2 separate regions of the Homo sapiens genome follow, and region 2 is linked to region 1. A link is a contact called in ENCODE Hi-C or POLR2A ChIA-PET data. All regions are on one chromosome and are shown on one strand. Each heading gives the region's core, a stretch centred on a gene start or an enhancer-like site at or near the end of the contact. The rest is flanking DNA. Distances are from core to core; before and after follow the strand shown.

Region 1 (6,710 bases), core at 2,187-4,686:
GAAGCACTGTAATTTATATCAGATCATTTATTTTCACTATAAAGTTCAACCGGAACTACATCAACCTAAATATATACATTCCAAGGTAAAACAAGGAAAAGGATGTCTTAGTGACTCTCACTTTGACAACCTCATCCCCACTTTCTATTTTTGTTTTGTTTATTTTTTTATTTTTTTGGTGTGTGTTTTTTTAGTTGGTTGGGTTTTTTTTTCTGAACAAAATTTTCTGTCGAGTATTTTTCATGTTACATTTATAGAACCTGCATTTATTTTCTCCTTCTGCTATTTAGATTCAAACACACACACACACCATTCCCAAGGCATAAAGTAGTTTTTTTAAAAAATAAGAAAACTTTTTAAATACATGCTAATGCTAATAATTTGAACCCTATAGAAAATTGCAAAAAAAAAATAGGTTTTATTTTTAAGGAATGCATTTTTTAAAATGAGATAATGTTGTGACAACATTTTGTAAACTGAAAAAAAAAAAAGTGTTTGTTAATTCCCTCACACACCCATAACTATTTGTCATCACTTAGACTAAAAAGAGTTACCGAGGCAGGGCATGGTGGCTCACACCTGTAATCCCAGCACTTTGGGAGGCTGATGCAAGTGGATCACCTGAAGTCAGGAGTTCAAGACCAGCCTGACCAACATGGTGAAACTCCATCTCTACTAAAAATACAAAATTAGCCGGGCATGGTGGCACGTGACTGTAATCCCAGCTATTCAGGAGGCTGAGGCAGGAGAATCACTTGAACCCAGGAGGTAGAGGCTGCAGTGAACTGAGATTGCACCATTGCACTCCAGCCTGGGCAACAAAAGCAAAACTCCATCTCAAAAAAAAAAAAAAAAAGTTACCTGGCATGGTATTGTACAGAACAGGGTCTGCACAATTTTTCAAAAGTAGGATAGTAAGGTTTGCTTCAAGCTCATCTGTCATTCTGTAGGAGCAGTGGGGGATTTTGGAAGGCGAAAAAAGGAAAAGTCAATGGGTAGCAACACTGATTCTGCAGCTGGAGGACTGTCTATACACTACTTTGCAAATGGGGGTGAGAAAAATGCAGTATGCCAGTAAGCAAAAGTAGAAAAAGCAAATGTAGGAAATTAACAGCAAATTTTTTACAAAAGAAGGAAGGAACACAGCAGAGCTTTGCCTTGTTGAGAACAATCGGCTGCAAACTGAAAACTGACCAGCATGCCTTGAGCTGTTAGGCCACATTACTAAAGTCTCTGATTGCTCAATCTGCAAATGAGTATCTTCAGCCCTTAGCTCCTATGCAGAAACATCTGCTCCCAACCTGACGTATGTTTATTTACTGGCCTAAACTGCCTTTACCTCAAAAGACCATGGTAACAGGCAGACTGACCAATAATGTATGCCTCTGTGCTTATTGGCAGGGCTAGCTTTGGAACAGCATGCAGGAGATGGGACTATGTCACACAGCATCTAATAACAAATATCTGTCCAGATGTTCTCGAGCATCATAGTGTAACTCTCATTTTCTGCCCTTTATAATACTGCCTCTAAGAAATCAGGAGGCTGGTGAGGATAAAACAGTCATCTGCCTTCTGACTCTGTAGTGGGGCATCAGACACTGAAAAGCAGAGGCGTTAACCAAAGGCATGCACCAGTGGCCACCTGGGAAGTTTGGCAACCTGCAATTGCCCAGATTTACCCCTCAAAATTCTAGGGTGGGGCCTGAGGATTAGAACATGGGACAAGTTCCCCAAGTGCTCCTGATGTGCACCCTGGGTTAGGAACCATGGAGCTGGCTGGGCTCTGCCAAGGGGAAACAAGGGGTGGGTTGGCTGAGGCAGCCTTTGCTCCCCTCTGACTCCATTTCTGTGCTATCTTTGTTCCCTGTCCCACCACTCTAAGCCTCGGTGCACCTCTCGCCTCATGCTCATCTCGCCGTCCTTGGAAGACACTTTGGGAGGGTGGTTAAGCACATGAACTCTGAGGTCAGAACCATCTTGACCACTCACCAGTTGTGAGACCTTGACCAAGGTGCTTAATTTCACTGAGCCTATTTCTCCATTTGTTAAATGGGGAGGGTATAGTAGTACCTACCTTGCAGGGTTATGTTAAGAATAAATAATGTCACACATAACAAATACATAGCACAGTGTAAGCATACAAACCCTGGGGGCCATTATTATTACTATTATTTTCCCAATAAGTATTTTTACTAATAATCCCAGTGCTCTCAGCTGGTCAGCAGGTGTCAGGTCTCCTGGGTGACCACGGGTGTTGCAGTGCTTGGCTACTAATAAGCTGCTTCTGATTTTAATTCACATTCCTCAAGGACTGCTTCCATAGGGATGCTGGTCTAAGTGGGCTCTTCAATTCTGTGTAGGTCAAGTCGACACACCTTTACTGGAAACATACTGGGTGCCAGGTACTGGGCCAGGTGCATGAGGTTCTTGAGGAGCTCACATACCAATGAGGGGGTCAGTGCAAAAACTAAACCTCCCTCTTGCAGGTTGTGACAATAACATGTTAAAAGGCAACCAAGTAGCAGTTCATGGGAGATAAGAGGAAACCTCACACCAACTCATTCTTGTGGTGTATCTAAAATTTCCTGGGCCCTTTAAGAATAAAGACAAGCCATCACTGTCAAGCCCTTTATTAAAAGTTTGGAAAATTGCTTCATATAAGTTCCTGGGACTTCTTTCTCTAAACTCCATTCAATCCTAAGATCTATTTTTTTTTAACAATGAACAAATTACACACACTTAATAGATTTTCAGAGCTAGAAGATTTCTTATAAATTGTCCATGCTCACTGTGCAGATGAAAAAGTTGAGGTCGCAGTAAGTGAAGCATCTTGCCTAAGAAGATAGATTGTCAGAGGCCAAACTGAGGTTATTACCCCAGTCTTTGGCTTCCAGTCCAGTTCTATTGCACAATATCATTTAGTCCCACTGAAATCATAACAGGAAGCAGAATCATCTCCAGCGAAGGCCATGTATTCATTTGTTCAACATTAACTGAGCTCCTAGGATGTGTTCAGTACTGCACTAGCACTAGGAATAAAATGGTGGACATCATAGACATGGTGCCTGCTCTTGCAAAGCTTACTAGTGGGAGAGGCAAACTAGACAAATAAATGAAATAACCACTTCTTTCCCTAAAGGCTAAGCAAGAACTAAACAGAAAAGAGAAGGGCCTACTTTACGTAGAGTGGTCAAAGAAAGCCTCTCTGAGGAGGCGACACTTGTGCTCAACGTTGAGAAAGAGGTAACTACGTTGAAGAGCAGGGAGACACATGGTCCAGGTTCAGGGATGGGTCGGTGCAAAGGCCCATCGGGGGAATGGGCACCTGACATTCTGGAATCTCCCAGAAAGCCAGTGTAACTGGGGATTAGGGAATGAGGAGCAGATGGCAGCACATGATGTAACACAGGGGCCAGATGATACAGGCTTTAAAGGCTTTGGAGAGGGACGCGGATTTCATCATAGGTGTAAGGTGATTCATGAAGAGGCCAGGGAGTTCACAGTCTGTCTGCTTCTCCATGTAAAATACAATCTATGACATTCCTTTGCAACACAGTCTACATGCTATTTTTCCATTATCTCTCTTCATGCACAGGGCCAGAAGACAAACAAAACCATGCAAAAGAGCTAGGCAAGGACTAGAACCCAGGAGTCTTTATTTCTAGTCACAGAGTCTTCCTTCCAGGCCACACTCTCCCTTGCTGAATTAAATGGAGGAGGGTGAAACTTTTAATTCCATTAAAAGGAACAGGGTCTTTGGTTTGAATATTCCTTTCTCAATCGCAGTTCTGATAGAAGAGTATGACCAGCCAGAATCTCACCCTAGAAAGACGAATGTGGAGGTAGAAAGAGATGATGTGGGAAGACAGGAGAATGAAAACCAATTCATGTTACCATGTTAGCAGACCCTTTATATCCTACACAATCTTCCTTGCTATGGAATAAGTTAAATTTGTAAATGGTTTTTGGGAGTGACAGTCAAAGGAGAAATGAACAGTGGATGAAGGGAAAAAATCTTAAGAATTACACTGTGAGGCAGCCCCATGATCCACCTAGCCCAGGATTCTATTTGTGTCAAGGAATGCATTAGAAGAGTGTGTGTTTATCTTCATACTGCCAAAACTTGAGCAAAATGCTGGTGTTCCCAGTTGGCCTTAGGTATCACTGTATCAATAGGCTTGGCTGCCACCATGTAAAAATGGACAAAAAGCTTAGAATAGACAAGCCGATCTTGTTTATTTGCCTCACACACGTGTGCCCTGATGTGGACAAGACCAAAATAAGGAACAAACCTGGAAATACAACTAAGTTTCTAAATGCCAAGTCAAGACTCTCTAAACAGATATGTTTGTTGTTGTTTTTACAGCTTTCTCTCTTTAATACCTGAGTGGCCTCTAGTTTCCTTTTCCAACATCCAAAGCTGTTTATGTTGGTTGTCAGTTCCGTCTCTCTCCTCCTCCCTCTGAACAGGAAATCTGTATGTTGTATCTGGATAAATTTCTGATATTTTTCATAGCAAAGGTTTTGGCTCCAGGCTCTTACACCTTGTGTCTGCCTCACTGCGTGATGGAAATGATATTCTGTGTGCAGCCTTGTGCACATTCTCCAGTGCAGGGCTGTGCCAACAGCATCTCGTTGCCATGTCCTGACTCAGGGTGAGTCCCAGGGAAGATTGGAATGAATTCTTGGCAAGGTGTGGATGTAGGAGCTGCGTAGATTCTGCAGGCTCCAGTGATGCACACTCAGGGGGAGACATGGCTTCATTTCCTACATTTCTTTCACACAAAGCATGATTATAGGGAAGTGCTTCCATATGGCCTAGGGAAAAAATCCCAGCCAAAAACAGCTTCAGCTGGTCAGTTTCAGAGCTGTAACAAACATGATGGGGCCATAATTAGAATCAAGATGGTGAAGGACTGTGTTTTCACGCAGGCAGGAATCTTTGCTACCTTTAGCCTTAGCTCAAGCGCATGCATACGGAACCTGATAACATGCCAGCATCCTGTGGGATGTTCCTGGCTTATACCATGTCACTCATGCCCTGCACTGAAGGATCTGTGCCCTCCAGTTCCCCTTTCTACGTAGAAATTGATTTTTTTTAAAAAAAAGGACATTTTAGGGGTTCTTAACCTGGAATGTCCTAAACAGGCATCAGGGGTCTGAGAACCCCACAAAAAAATCAGAATGGCAAATGTGGGGCTTATAAATACACATGCATTTTCCTGGAAAGAAAATGCATAACTTTTAATAGATTCTCAAAAGCATATGTAATCCAAAAGCTGAAAATCAAGAGACAGAGAGAGAGAGAATAATGAACTACCTTGCATTTCAGTACCTCTTCTGCACACTTCTCCAAATAAGACTGCCCTTTGGCACAATTTCATCTGGCATTTACCCTGGTTCAATTAGAATTATCTCAAGTTCTAATCTTTCTTGGACCCTGACAAAACGAGGTATTTTCTGATGAGATTTCCAAACTTTCTAAGGCCAACACTAACTCTACGTACTTCCATTACACCGGGATCTGGCTATTGTCTTTCTCCCTTACTCCCCTCATCCACATGCCTTCCTGGATGAACACTTCTCAGTATAGCCTCTCTTCAAACTGTGTTCACTGATCTGAGTCCTAAAACTTTGGTTTGTCCTACAATCACTCTGTTTTCACACTTTCAACGTTTTCCTCCATACCAAGCAGTAGCTCTCTTAAAATCAATCCCCAGACGGACTGATTGTTGATTTTCAAATATGTTTACAAATACCCACATTTACACTTAAAGTATGTAAGAGGTATTGAAAGGGGCAAAGTTCCCTTATCCCCCTCTCAGGGCATGCAACAGGAGGAGTGGCTTGCTTCTTCCGTGCCCAGCAGCTCAAGCCCCTAGGGGGAGCATGCAGACGGGCAGGTTATGGGGAGCTTGGGGCTCCAACCCCAAGGCAGCGTCTAGAGTTGAATGTTTACAGCTCCCAAAGTTCCAGCATGTGTTACAGTGTGCTCTTTCAGCTTAGCTGTCCGCAGGTGGCTTCTGTTAATCAGCTCAGTTAGAACCTCTGCCTTTTCTCAAGGACAGAGGGCTTTCGGTATCGCAGCGCTTTCTGTATCCCTTGCCACTCCATCCCCCTTCTGCCTCCTCATCCATCTGCTGAGAGCTACCTCCACCATTCAATAAACCTTTGCACTCATTCTCCAAGCCCATGTGTGATCCATTTTTTCCAGTACCATGGGCTTGGAGAATGAGTGCAAGGTTTTATTGAATGGTAGAGGTAGCTCTCAGTAGATGGATGGGAAGGCAGAAGGGGGATGGGGAGGCAGAAGGGGGATGGAGTGGGAAGGTGGTCTTCCCCTGGAGTCGGGTCGCTTAGCAGCTAGGATCTCGTCCGTCCGCCCTCGGCCAAATTTCCCCCTGAGTCTCTGTCGTTCCACTGTCAATGGCCTGTCGGCGTCTGTGTGTTCTTCTGCCAGTGTGTTCCTCTCAACATCCAGTCACTTGTGTGTGTGACTGCTAGGGTCTTGGGGTTTTTATAGACACAGAATGGGGGGCATGGCAGGCCAGAGTGGCCTTGGAAAATGCAACATTTGGGTGTGAGGACAGGGACTCTGTTTTCAGAGTCCCTGTCCTCACCCAGGCCAGTGGGCACAGGCCCAAGGGCGGAGCCCTAGCCAGGAACCCCGCCCTTCAATTTCCTGCCCCCCCTCCCGTATCAGTGTGACA
Region 2 (6,710 bases), core at 2,334-4,833, 86 kb before region 1:
GATTACAATTTAAGATGATATTTCGGTGGGGACACAAAGCCTAACCATATCATTTCATCCCCTCTCGCAAATCTCATGTGCATTTCACATTTCAAAACCAATCATGCCTTCCCACAGTCCCCAAAGCTTTAATTCATTCCAGCATTGGCCTAAAAGTCCAAGTCCAAAGTCTCATCTGAGACAAGGCAAGTCCCCTCTGCCTATAAGCCTGTAAAATGAAAATCAAGTTAGTTACTTCCTAGATATAATGGGGGTACAGGCATTGTGTAAATACATCCATTCCAAATGGGAGAAATTGGCCCAAATGAAGGGGCTACAGGGCCCATGCAAGTCGAAAATTTAGCTGGGCAGTAAAATCTGAAAGCTCTGAAATGATATCCTTTTAACTTCGTGTGTCGCATACAGGTCACACTGATGCAAGAGATGGGCTCCCATGGTCTTGGAAAGCTCCGCCCTTGTGGCTTTGCAGGGTACAGCCCCCCCTCCCAGCTGCTTTCATGGGCTGACGTTGTCTGCAGCTTTTTCAGGAACACAGTGCAAGCTGTCAGTGGATCTACCATTCTGGTGTCTGGAGGATAGTGGCCCTCTTCTCACAGCTCCACTAGGCAGTGTCCCAGTGGGGACTCTGTGTAGGGATTCTGACCCCACATTTCCCTTCTGTATTGCCCCAGCAGAGGTTCTCCATGAAGGCTCCACCCTTACAGCAAACTTCTGCCTGGACATCCTCTGAAATCTAGGCAAAGGCTCCCAAACCTCGATTTTTGCTTCTGTGCACCTGCAGGCCCAACACCACGTGGAAGCCACCAAGGCTTGGGGCTTGCACCCTCTGAAGCAATGGACTGAGCTGTATGTTGGCTCATTTTAGCCATGCCTGGGATGCAGGGCACCAAGTCCTGAGACTGCACAAAGCAGCAAAGGCCCTGGGACTAGAGCATGAAACCATCCTTTCCTCCTAGGCCTCTGGGCCTGTGATGGGAGGGGCTGCCATGAAAACCACTGACGTGCCCTGGAGACATTTCCCCCATTGTCTTGGCAATTAACATTTGGCTCCTTGTTACTTATACAAATTTTTGCAGCAGGCTTGAATTTCTCCTCAGAAAATGGGTTTTTCTTTTCTATTGCATTGTCAGGCTGCAAATTTTCTAAACTTTTATGCTTTGCTTCCCTTTTAAACATAAGTTCCAATTCCAAATCATCTCTTTGTGAATGCATAAAACTAAATGCTTTTTAAGGCACCCAAGTTACCTCTTGAATGCTTTGCTTCTTAGAAATTTCTTCTGCAAGATATCCTATATCACCCCCTCTGGTTTAAAGTTCCACAGACCTGTAGAGCAGGGGAAAAATGCCACCTCTTGTTTTCTTTTTGAAACTCCATTTTTATATATGATAAACCTTCTCAATATTTCCTCTGTATCTACCTTTTGTGGATATTTTACATATTTTATGTATTCTCCATGCTTTATTCTGGGTAATTTTTTCAGCTCTCTCTTCCATTTTACCTGTTTACTCCAGCACATAACTTTTGAATTTCAATCACTGTATTTTTAACTTCTAGATATTCTATTAGTGGAACCATATAAACTGCCAATATTTGACCATTTTTGACCAAATAGAAAGTTTCAGATGGTTCAATGTGATAATTGGTTCTTCTAAACAATCTTCCAAGTATTTTTGATAGTTTATTGTTCATAGCGTAGATTTTTAATTTCCTGTTTTATATATGTAAACATTTTAAATAAATACGTTTATATTCTGTACCTGATAATTCCAATTTACGATGCTCTGTGTATCTGATTCTGTTTTTTCCCCCACTGACTCTCACACATTGTTTCTTCATGTGTTTTTAAAAAATTTTGATTATGAGCTAATGCTCATTATGTCTTTGTGGGAATTTTAAGGTCTGGGTAGAAGATACATTCCTCCTTGCAGGATTTACATCACCTCTATCAAGACCAGTATGAATTAATTTTTTGGATCACATAGAGTGAATATAAACCCTACTCCTACATAAAGGGCTACTTGTAGCTCTTAGATTCTCAGGGGAGCCTTTCTGATTCCTTCCATTCAGAGGCAGACCTGAGACAGATAGTTCTCCTTGCAATCTCTCTTTACAGGATGGATTTCATTTTTTGAATTTGCCTTTCCATTGAGGTAGACCCTGGCTTTGTATGGGGAATCTCCATTCTATTCCTTACTTTCTGAAGGTCTAAGGACTTGTCTATCAGGCAAAAGATCTTAAAGCCAAAAAGTGTAGGTTACTGAGACTGACAACTGTCCCCACTAAGGCAATGCTTCAGCTTGTTTTTGTCTTCTGAGGATTTCTCTTACTTTCTTACAAGCTTAGTTCTGCATTTCAAGATATGTTTTACATATTTTACCCAGTATTTTAGAGGTATTTAGCAAAAAGCCTTTAAGGATATCAAGTCCATCATGTGGTTAGAAACTGATGTATACAGTCACATACTTGAAATAATAGTTCAGCAAGTTTAGCTCTATGGTGATCATGATATTCCCTCAGTATTCTGAAGATATTATTCCTTTGTCTTCCAGAAACTCCAGTTGTTGATAAGTTGTTTGTAGTTAATCTGTTTTTCATGAGTGGTAGCTTTTAAGATTTTCTTATCGTCCCTGATTTTCTGTAGTTTCACTATTTCATATCTATGTAGGGATTTATTTTCATTTGTTTCTCTTGATACTAGGAGTGGATATTTTTTCCTAAGTTTTAGTAAACAGTTTACTTCATATCTTCATTCTCTGACGTTACTTCCATATTTCTTAATTTTCTTCCCTTTCCCCAAATCATCAACTATTTTTCTTTTATCTTAGAAACTGAACTGTCATTTGCTACAATTGCTTTGGGACCTCAAGCTCCAAATAACCACAAGTGCAGCTCCATTCACCACCTCATGTTTCCATTCCTTTCCTAGCCCAGGTAGTTGTTTTCTTACTTGTGTCTTTGATAGGCCCCCTTTTATACTGCATCTACCATTGATCTGTATTTGGAACAGAATATGATGTTACAACACCATCTTAATTGGAAGTCTATCAATTACTTAGACTATAATTGATAATATCTAAATTCCAGAAGTTTTGAATGTGAGTGAAGTCACCGAAAGTAGATACATGGGTCATATTTGGATGACAATTGGACTACATAGCTAAATAATCAGAAGGTTTCTGTTTCATGATTAAAACAATTCAGCTTAAATTTGTAAGTTTATTGATGTGACTTCAGGATGATCATCTTTTGAGCAAGTGTATAGCTAGATAAATCAATTATAGTCACAAGGAACTGGAGATGGAGCTGTTTTTATTTAAGAAATGGGCAACAATTTCTTATTCACAGACAATGAACTCAATAAAGAATTGTTTTTTATATCAAGAAATAGGTAACAAGCTGGTACAGAAACACATCACTATTGCCTCTTGCTTTCCTCCTTTCTTCCCTAGCAGTGTTGAATCCTGTTAGAGAAGAAGGCTCTCCTCAGACTAGCAGGACCATTATGTAACCCAGCATGCTTCTACAAGCTGCTGGCTCTCTCCTGGAAAAAGCAAACTCCATAAATAGCAGGCACTCAGCAGTTATAGGATAGATCAGGGGGAGTAACCCCATAAAAGCAAATAAACATCCAACACCCCACCTTGGAGAGCCCAGGCTAATACATCAAATACATTTGCCTTTGGGTAAATAAAGATCCACTGGCTGTTCAACCCAATCTCAGTGGTAAGTTTCACCCTGGGGTAATATTTTACTGCTATTGCCCTTGGAGTCAGTAAATATTTGTATGGAAAATATTATGCAACACACTGTTCCTGTTATTCCTACACCACTAGTTTCTAGAACCTAAAACATTTTTGTAAACTTACCTTTATTTTGGCATCAAATCTTTGTCTCTGCTGGTTTTTTTCCAATATAACTCTCAACCTTTGAAAAGTTTATTAAATTTGCAACTTTGAAATGAGGAATAGTATTTCCTTTCACATAAAAACAGACTCTTAATTTTGCAAAGTGGCCAAGACATGTTGTCTGCTCTATTATTCCTAGCTTGGAAGCTCTGTGGGCAAGAGATTGCTGAGGAAGAGAATGTGTAAGAACTCTTGCTGAGGCACAGTGATGAGAGAAAGGGGATACAGTACACAGGCTGATGCATGAATAAACCAGTAAGCTTTCTTCAGTAAATTTAAGAAACAATTTCTAGATTTGTTGCTAAATCTTGTTCTGGTTTGGTGGGCAATGGAAGAGCACTGACTAAACTCAACCCTGCCTTGACCTCCTGGGCAGGTCAAACCAAGGCTGTCATCCTTAGAACTAAAACCCCAAGCACGTCACACTACTCAGGTATGGACATAAGGATTGTTACAAAAGGACTAGACATAATTTGAAGACATGAGTGAAAAATGCAACCTGAAAGCACTACTCAAAAATGAAAGACTGGAGCTTAGGGGACCTCGGTGATCATAAAGTCCAACACCTTTCTTCATTATTCATATTAAGAAACAGGGTCCAGAGAGCTAAGGAACTCACCTGAAATTCCTTGAGAGACGTGGAACTGAGGCTTTATCCCATGTCCCTGATCCATTTCCAATTTTCTTTTGACTTTTGAGAGTTCCTTGCTATCAAGTGTCTCAGGTAAGGATCCTATCTCACATTCTGTTGAACTTCATTTTACCAGTGAGAAGTGAGCCAATGATTACTTTTATGGGAGAGAATTAACTAATGTCATAGTAGCGAAGGTCTCTAAGAGGCAGAGGGCATAGTGTGTGCAAAGGTCCAAATGGCATGAATGAGCAGGAGTGTGGGTCATGGTGCATAATTTACTGTGGCTGCTGAGCAAGTTCCTTAGGGTGAGTCTGAGTGTGTGTGTGTGTGTGTGTCTGTCTCTGTCTCTCTGTCTCTCTCTGTCTCTCTGTGTGTGTGTGTGTCTGTCTCTGTCTCTCTGTCTCTCTCTGTCTCTCTCTGTGTGTGTGTGTGTGTGTGGTAGAGGTGACAGGAGATGTGGTTTAAGAGTTGGATCCAGGGTCACAAAGGCATTTATATGCTGTTATAGGTTGAATTGCCTTCCCACAAAAGATGTGGAAGTTATAACCCCCAGTACTTGTGACTGTGACCTTATTCGGAAATAAGTTCTTTGCAGATGATCAAGAGGAGGTCATTAGAGTAGGCCCTACTCCAATATAAGTGATGTCCTTATGAAAAGGAGAAGTGTGGACACAAAGACACAGAGAAGGAAAACAATATGAAATCACAGGGACAATGCCATTCACAAGCCAAAGAATGCCAGAGGTTACCTGCCAGGAGAAAGCCATGGAACCAAGGCTCTCTCACAGCTCTAAGAAAGAATCAACGCCGCGGACACCTTAATTTTGGACTTCTGGTCTCCAGATCTGGGAGATGATAAATTTCTGTTCTTTAAGCCACTCTGTTTCTGGTGCTTTGTTATGGCAGCCCCGGCAAAAGAAACACATGCCAAAGTAGAGAATGTGGGTTTTAATCCATAGATAAAGGAGTGTTGTTGAAGGTTTCATGCAGAGGCACACACAGTCATTTTGCAACTTAGAAAGATAAAGATCTTTCATAGTCGTGTGTGCACATGGATCAGAGCAGGAAACAGGAGAGTCAAGAGTTCATTTAGAAACTTGTGAAACAGTTCAGGTAAAACATATCTGAATTAAGGCAGTGGCAGTTACACATGATTAGGACAAATTCATCAAGTACTGAAAAGTAAATGGTCAAGAATCTCAAGTTCATATTATCAGAGAACAAAAACCATAAAAGGCCACTTTATGTGATTCCACTCAAAAAAGAAACTCAGGTTTCATGATAAAGTGGGGGAAAATGTTTGATTTAGTCTTGAAAATTTAAATTAAAAATTATAAAATCAAGTTATCTTATCTTGAACATAATTGTGGTTGTAATGCCAACTTTATGCACTAATTCTTAGAATGGCAGAGAATGAATTGTAAATTGTTTCATATTTTGGCTTTCTTTTCTGAAAAAATTATATGATGACACATTATGGCTACCTTCACTTCCAGAGCAAGAGTGGAACAGTTATTTTCACAAAAATAAAACTGAGAGTTTCATCAGTGTTCTTAGGGCCTCTCTTTTCATCCTGTGATATGCAAATCATTCTCATTTGAAGTGCCTTTCATGTTGTTATCATTTTCGTTTTCTCTGTTTTAGTTGTTACTTGGCTAGAAACAGGACAGAACTCTGGTGAAGACTAGCTTCATGTCAATCTGCAGTAAGATTTAAATCTAGAAATAAAATATACCCCAACATATTGGGTTGTATTTTCTTCTTTTTACTCTTCTTTGTTAATGGCTAGCAATATATCATAGCTAGCTGGGTGTGGTCACTCATGCCTATAATCCTAGGGGCTTGGAAGGTTGAGATGAGAGGATGTCTTGAGCCCAGGAGGTCAAGGCTGTAGTGAGCCATGACTGCACCACTGCACTCCAGCTTAGATGACAGAGAAAAACCTAATCTCTAAAAACATTTAAAAATTTTTAAAAATTAGTGATGCACATGGCTCATTCCTGTAATCCCAGCAACTTGGGAGGCTGAGGCAGGAGGATCACTTGACCCCAGAAGTTCAAGGCTGCAGTGAACTGTGATCATACCGTTGCACTCCAGCCTGAGCAACAGAGAGAGACCCTATCTCAAAAAAAAGAAAAAAAAAAAATCACACAGCCAAATTGTAGTCACA

The links. Hi-C counts contacts between places; a loop is a spot of excess contacts on that map. ChIA-PET counts read pairs that join two places held with the same protein, here RNA polymerase II (POLR2A). Pooled maps may share reads with other maps.
Region 2: a map of sigmoid colon shows a loop between it and region 1 (2.4-fold over the local background). The contact joins two enhancer-like sites. A Hi-C loop is called at or near these places in 4 of 168 maps with a recorded cell type or tissue (MCF 10A, heart right ventricle, right lobe of liver and 1 more) and 4 of 50 pooled maps. POLR2A ChIA-PET finds 5 or more read pairs at or near these places in 1 of 52 experiments (MCF 10A).

Annotation. Positions count from the first base shown.
Region 1 is chr15:83,841,642-83,848,351 of GRCh38, reverse strand. The region is part of intron 7 of ADAMTSL3 (ADAMTS like 3); the gene reads right to left. Among named protein-coding and RNA genes, the nearest start is that of ADAMTSL3, 190 kb to the right of the region's middle. Within about 2 kb of position 3,436, at least 5 of the 41 ENCODE cell types and tissues checked have a DNase peak (open chromatin) inside an H3K27ac peak, as active enhancers do; they include right lobe of liver, where a contact is called at or near this core.
Region 2 is chr15:83,927,949-83,934,658 of GRCh38, reverse strand. All of the region lies in intron 17 of ADAMTSL3 (ADAMTS like 3), which reads right to left. Among named protein-coding and RNA genes, the nearest start is that of ADAMTSL3, 280 kb to the right of the region's middle. RefSeq lists enhancers at 6,101-6,300, 6,321-6,490. Within about 2 kb of position 3,583, at least 4 of the 41 ENCODE cell types and tissues checked have a DNase peak (open chromatin) inside an H3K27ac peak, as active enhancers do; they include right lobe of liver, where a contact is called at or near this core.